Linked DNA regions of Homo sapiens: region 1 is linked to region 2. Evidence: chromatin contacts called from ENCODE POLR2A ChIA-PET data. All regions are on one chromosome and are shown on one strand. Each heading gives the region's core, a stretch centred on a gene start or an enhancer-like site at or near the end of the contact. The rest is flanking DNA. Distances are from core to core; before and after follow the strand shown. Region 1 overlaps LPP (LIM domain containing preferred translocation partner in lipoma). Region 2 overlaps LOC105374264 (a long non-coding RNA gene).

Region 1 (3,329 bases), core at 500-2,999, 580 kb after region 2:
CAAACCTACAATTCTGTCTCTCTAACACATCAACTCCATTTTCTCTGTACTCTTTTAGTCTTTGCCAATATATGTTTATAGTTTTCATAATATGTAACTAAAGATAGACATAATTTTGCATTTTTTTCACTTAATACTACAGAATAAGAATTCCCCACCATCATATTTAGCAATGGCATTATAGTTCTTGAAGTAAGCATCCCAGAATTTATTGAACTATTGCCATATTACTGGTCGTTTGTGTTATTTCACTGCTTTAAGTGTTTTTATGTTAGAGAACATAATGAAGGTCTTCATGGGTATAGCTTTTTGAGAAGCTAGACATGTTGAAGAAATTGGGAGCATGCTATTACTAGCTTCTATGAATTGGTATTTACTATGTATCCCTTTAATTAAATTCCATTCTGCAGTAAGTGTGATAGCTTTGCCGAAGCACTTGGGGGCCAAAAGGACATTTGTAACTGGTTAAGTTGGAAGATATTTATTTGTATAAGGTGGGTAGGGACAGGATGGACAGGCTATTTTTCTTGGCCACACTCACTGAATTTAAATAGGCAATGGAGATAAATCAGTTGTGGCCCAACTAGACTGCCTGGATATAATATCCTTTTGGACTGGATCATGTCGTTTCATTGCAGTCAGGATGGCTAAGCATGGTGATGGATCATAACTGACCAAACAGACAGGTTGGTTAGAATGTATGACCAGTCATAGCTGTGTAACTGAGGAACTGATTATATTCCTGTGACTAATGAAAAAGCCCAATCTTAGAGTAGCTGTGGTAATTATAATGAGAATACTAGTAAAACATTTTAAGGTGTTGTGTTCCAGACACTATTCCATGCATTACACACACACACACACACACACACACACACACACACACACACACACAGTCTCATTTAATCCTCATAATATTATGAGGTAGTGCTATTATTAATATCCATTTTCTGGATGAGGAAACTGAGGCCCCAACCAGTGAAATAACTTGCTTTGAGTCCCATATTAAGTAGTACTACCCAGGCAACCTGGCCCCAGAGCTTACTTACACGTGTAGTAACTACACTGTTCTTCCCATTTATGAGGTGATTAAACTATGGAGGCAGGCATGGCATACCTGCAGAACAGGACTAGAATCTCATAGGTTTTTGAACTTATTAGGCAGACCTAAGGTTTTTTACACTTCCTGAGGCTATAGAACAGAACTAATCTCTTAGCCTTAATGTCACTATAACGTAAAAACCACGTGAAGAGAATTACGATGGTGAGCAGAGGATAGGACACTTATTATAGTTGTTACCTCATTTATTTAATTCTTTGTTTCTTAGAGAATAAGATTCTGGTACATAGCAGGTTCCCATTAAATACCTATTGATTTAAAGTTTAAAACAAGGAATAATGGCTAAATGAATCATTGAATGCATATGTCTATTTCTTGGAGGTCTAATCATGTTTTCAAAACTTTGGCTCAACTGTAGTTAGTGCAGAGTATGTATGGTCATTCTGCTAGAGCAAAATCTTAGTATAGGATTAAAGAACTCTGCAAATTGTTAAAACATGCAGGTACACTAGTTTCAAAATGTATTAGTTTGATTTATTATTGTCATTTTCTGATAAAGAAAGGGGAGTAGTCTCCCCTAAAGTTTGGTGATTAAGTCACCAGCCACCTTTTCTATTTTGGTTGTTGTGGTAATTGGTGTTTCCTGGAAATTTTCCCTCTGTTCTATTAATAATGTTAAAGGGGGTTACAGCCGTGACTCACTCCAGGAAGTCAACCATCATTCGCTTCCTCAATCTCACCAACCAGTCCCCATGTACAAAATCAGCGACTTCTGCAAATGAGTTACTTTACAGCTCTCAAGAGAGTTCTAGAAAATACAGCTTTTGTATTTCGCTGTGTGCTTCCTGCCTTGGCAGAGAGTAAAACAAACCTTCATGTTTTGCTCCTTGGTAGTCTCGAGATAATTGACCAGTTAGGTAACTAGTGTAGTCTCACTCAAGAGAAATCCCACTTGCTGTCTAACAAAAGTCCCTTGGCACTCAGATTTGCAAAGTTAAACCTGGGGACAGTTCATGAAGTCCAGTGGAGTCTATACTTCTTTTATACCTGGCTTTATGTTTCTGTATTCATTATTTTGCTCAATGTTTAATTAAGTAATGAATATTTTAACTTGTTCAACATATAACTCCGTATGTCTTAGCACTGCTGTGTAGTAGATACCATCATAGGCACTGAGGATGCAGTACAGACATGGTAGCTGCCCTTGGGAACCTTCTATCCTAGTTATTGTTCACTATATTACCAAGTTAACCACAGGGAAAACAAGTTCAGAGAATACATAGGCTGTGGGCCTGTCCTAAAGGAATCAATCTGTAACCGACATGTCTAAAGTTGTGCAGGATAGGATTATTCCACTTAATTCTGTAATTTGTTTTGTCTGGAATTTATCTCATCTATGCCCCCACCCTCACTCATACACATAAACATGGAGATGGAACTTAACTGTGCATTCTCGTGGTACTTAAATTTTTGTACCTTGGATTATCAAAATTTTTGTTCATGTCCTAGCTTCTCTGCAAGTTCTTTGGTTAAAACCAGTGTGTGACACATCTCTGGATCAGAAATGTCTTCCTTTCTACCTTTCACCTTCCCCAACCTTCCTGGTCTCCTAGCACAGTGCCAGATGAATGACAGCTGTTTAGTATGTTTGGTAAATGCTAACTGTGTGTGATCTTAGAAAAGTTAGTGAACTTTGCTGATTTTCAGTGTCCTCTTTCGTAAAAAAGAGAATAATAACCATTTCTACTTCCTAGGTTGTTGTCAAGGTTAAGTATTATATTTAAAGTTTTTTTTTAGTAGTGACTAGCACTTAGTAAGCACTTACTGAATGTTATCATTAATAAATGATCTTACAAAGCAGTAGCATTTCCTTCTAGGATTTTTTTGTAGTCCTTCATGATTGATAGAGAAGAGACATGCAGTCTAGGATTTCACATCAGCTTTTTAAATATAGGAAACCAGATGTAAATATGCTGCTTCGGTTATTTACATCTGACATTCTTGCATGCTTGCTGACAAAACATTAAGTAAAAATTATGCTACTCTTTCCCTTAGATGTCAATTCATGGTCACATTAAAGTCACAAGATTTTTCCTGAAACTTACTGCTGGTACCAATTTTACCATAGGTTATCTTAATTAGTATCATCACACAGTGGTGCAGTTTGACCTTTGGGGTTTGATTCCAGTCCTTTGTTTATTCTGACTGTGAATGGAGGAGTCAGGCAGAATGACCTTTACATATCTTTACCTCCTTCTCCCATCTTCTG
Region 2 (3,646 bases), core at 696-3,195:
AAGAGTGCCCAGATCTTGATCCTTTCAGCCTCCTGAACCATCAATCAGCAGGAACAGAACAGCCAGGGTTCTGGACTATTCGCATCCAGTAGCAAGTAGCCTTATGTGTCTATTCCAGGGCAACAAATAATACCTCGATTTCTTTGTCTGCCAAGTTATAGAAGGGATTGGAAGGTAATAAACTTCATTGCGAATTATAGGTCTTTCAAAATGGAAAGTTGAAAGACCTATATGGAGTCAGTTGAAACTGGCCCCTTTTTGTTTTCTTCAAGTTTTTTTTTTTTTTAAGCCGCATTATGTGGAAACCTGTCCCTTTCATGTGAACTGTCCCTTTCATGTGACCATGAATTGGTCATCGCTGCCTCACTCCATTTCCCAATCTGGAAAGGAGTGGCTACAATTTAGAAGACAGTTAAAATGTCAAGAGCTCCCTCACATAAGATGGGCAAAAGATTCTCACCAGCTCACTTCCCTCTGCTACCCTAAGATAGGCCCTACCTCACATCCTATTCATTCAGCTCAGATACAATTTCCTCCAATAAGCCTTCTCTGACTCTTCACATTCTGTCACTCAAGCTGGAAATAATCTCCCCATTCTCTGAATCCCATAGCTCTTATTCTGTCCTTTTCTTACAACACTGAGCAATTTTTGAAGGCTGGTCAGTCATATGATAATAACTTTACTGGAATGGAAACTTTTGGGGGGTAATGTCCCTGTCTTTTTTCAATATTCCTTAAAACACTGCTGACAGGACTTGAATTACACATGAGAGTCACTTAATGAGATAAATGAAAGACAAATTAGCTTGACACTTCTGTTTGCTTTGTGGCCACAAAGCACTTATAGCTGATTAATTTGGAAATGTGAACTCCTTAGGAAATATTTTTTGGGATATTTTCTTGGGTGTTTTCAAAAAATTCTGAAAACATATGGCAGAATATTTTTTAATTTTAATAATATGATTTAAAGAAACCCAAAACACATGGAAAGCATTAAACTTTGCTGTTAAACAGTAAAGTACAAAAGAAAACAAATTTGAAACACTTACATATTAAAGTAGAAAAATCTTTGAGCAAACAGTGAATGCTTGAAAGATGTTTTTTTTTTGTTTTTTGAAAATAGAATACAAGAGTCATAAAGATGCCTAGACATAATTTCCCAGCCATGTCACTGTTAGGAATTTTGGAATTTATGCAAAGGTAATAACTCAATAACAGCAAAAAGCAAAATGTACAAAGATGTTCATGACACTACAATAGCAAAAAAGCAAGCAAATAAACAAAAAGTTAAAGACAACTCCAAGGTCTCAAGTAAGGGAATGGCATTATTAATTATAAAACAGCATCAAAAATTATATTAGCTAGTCATGAAAATGCAAACTTTAAAAGGAAAATGCTTATTATGTAATGTTAAGTGAAAAAAATTCAGGCCATAAAATGAAATATACATTATGCATGCATGATGAAAAGACAAGAAATAGATAAGAATGTGCAAAAATACAAATAGTTGGATATGGTGTGGGATTCTGGCTTGTTTTCTGTTTTAAAGACATTACATCATCTTTTCAATGACAAACTACATTTTAAGTAATTGAAAACAAAGTCTCATTAGCCTTGTCCTTGTATAAATTCCCAGAGAACACATTATTCTTATTCATTTCCACCTCTGCTACTTGTCTTTGATTTGGACCAGCTCCATTCTATTTTCCCACTTCTCAGTCATCTAACAAGACTAGAAAAAGACCCCCATCAAACAAAGAAGCAAAATGCACCAAGTTTAGCAGAAGCTGTGAATCCAAATCAGCGAACATTGGCTGACTGGATCTAATACCTTGACCCCAACATTGAAAAGGCAGACCCAGATTCTTCAATGACCACAAGAGGCCTTGGTTTAAGAAGCCTGCCAACGAAGCACAATGTTCCCATCCTCAGAAATAGACCCCGGCGGAGCTTCCAGGGGCCCATAAAAGTCTGCACTCTTGGAAGAATGTGACAACTCTGGCAACAAATACAGATTCGTCATTCTCTATATTAAGGGAATGTTCAGTTGCATCAGGCTTTTTTAACAGGGCCAACACTTAGTGCAATTTTGAGGTTGGCAAAGTGAATTTTCACCTACCCCAAGGCTTCTTTCCCTGCCTCCAGATGATCAATAAAATCACCTCATGTTACAGTTTCAAAGTCCTTTCACATCCAATTTCTCATCTGAATCTTTCATCAGCCCAATGAGGTGGGTGTTATTATTCACTTGACTTTTCAGAAGAGAATATTGAGGCTTAGGGAAGTGAAGCGACTTGTCTAAAGCCACCCAGCAAGTCTGGGACTGAATGAGACACAAGCCCCATCCTAACTTCTGGTCAGTTCTCCTTCCATTTACCCTAGGCACTCATCCCTCTTCCAGTTCATAAGGAGAGCTGACCCAGTGCACCTGCTGACAGCGGCACTCAGCGTGCTGCCATCCCAGGGATACCTATGTTTTAAAGGAAGGCAGATGGGGAAAGACAGCATGTAGCCTGTAAGAAGGAAAAGTCAAGTGGAATTCCAAAGAAGATGCTGAAATAGCTGACTTAGCAGCTCTAGGGAACTATAGAGAAAAACACTGAGAGGTAGAGAGAGCTATGAGGAACCCCTGGGGAGACAGAAACTCTTTTTAACTGTCAAGTATGTGTATCTGGAAAGGTCTTAGCCTAAAGCAAAAGGTATCCAGGCTGCTGTAGAAGGATGAAATAAAAGCTGTTGCTTCTTAGACTTCATTTCTCCTCCCTCTCACTCTCACTGTTTTGGGACAGACACGGCACGAGCTTAGAACTCTTGAACAAGTGCTCCTGGGATGTAAAACTAGGGTAGTGTGGAAGCCCTGTGCCTGGGTGGGAGTGAGAAAAAAAATAGACAATGATGGATGGGCCACAGGTGGTCACTGCCCAACTCTCTCCCTCTAAACCGCCAGGGCTGGTGGATTACCATCGCCTTTCCCGGATGCTAGTTCTTTCTAAAGTAAAGAATACATCTGAGGAGCTGTGTGGTGGATGAGGAGTGATATACTCTGGTTTCCTGATGCCTGAAACCCACCACTCTAGGTGCATGCTTCGCTCTATCCCCATCTCAAACTCATCAAGGCAGGTCAGTGCAGACGGAAGTTTGACCTTCAACCCTTCAGTCATTGGCATTGCTGGACAGAATAATCTATACCCTAAAGAAATGGAAGCTGGATCTAAAGAGAAGCACTAATTTTTTTAAAAAAGAAAGAAAAAGGAAAACCAACAACTTGAATTATAGATTCCATAGAAACCAGAGGTATTAGAATGGACAGATTAAAAATTTATGTATGCATATTTTTAAATAAGGTATAATATTAGCAATATGAAATGAAAACAAGAAATCATAAAAAGAATCAAGTATAGGCCGGGCGTGGTGGCTCACGCCTGTAATCCCAGCACTTTGGGAGGCTGAGGCTGGTGGATCACCTGAGGTAGGAGTTCGAGACCAGCCTGACCCACATGGTGAAACCCTGTGTCTACTAAAAATACAAAAATTAGCTGGGCATGTTGGTGTGCACCTGTAATCCCAGCTACTTGGGAGGCTGAGGCAAGGGAATTGCTTGAACCTGGGAGGCAGAGGTTGCAGTGAGCCGAGATCGTGCCACTGC

What was found. ChIA-PET counts read pairs that join two places held with the same protein, here RNA polymerase II (POLR2A).
Region 1: POLR2A ChIA-PET joins it to region 2 with 10 read pairs in AG04450. The contact joins two enhancer-like sites. POLR2A ChIA-PET finds 5 or more read pairs at or near these places in 2 of 52 experiments (AG04450 and activated CD8-positive, alpha-beta memory T cell).

Annotation. Positions count from the first base shown.
Region 1 is chr3:188,437,507-188,440,835 of GRCh38, forward strand. All of the region lies in intron 4 of LPP (LIM domain containing preferred translocation partner in lipoma), which reads left to right. Among named protein-coding and RNA genes, the nearest start is that of LPP-AS1, 130 kb to the right of the region's middle. Within about 2 kb of position 1,750, at least 9 of the 41 ENCODE cell types and tissues checked have a DNase peak (open chromatin) inside an H3K27ac peak, as active enhancers do.
Region 2 is chr3:187,856,331-187,859,976 of GRCh38, forward strand. The region is part of intron 2 of LOC105374264 (a long non-coding RNA gene); the gene reads right to left. Among named protein-coding and RNA genes, the nearest start is that of BCL6, 110 kb to the left of the region's middle. Within about 2 kb of position 1,946, at least 4 of the 41 ENCODE cell types and tissues checked have a DNase peak (open chromatin) inside an H3K27ac peak, as active enhancers do.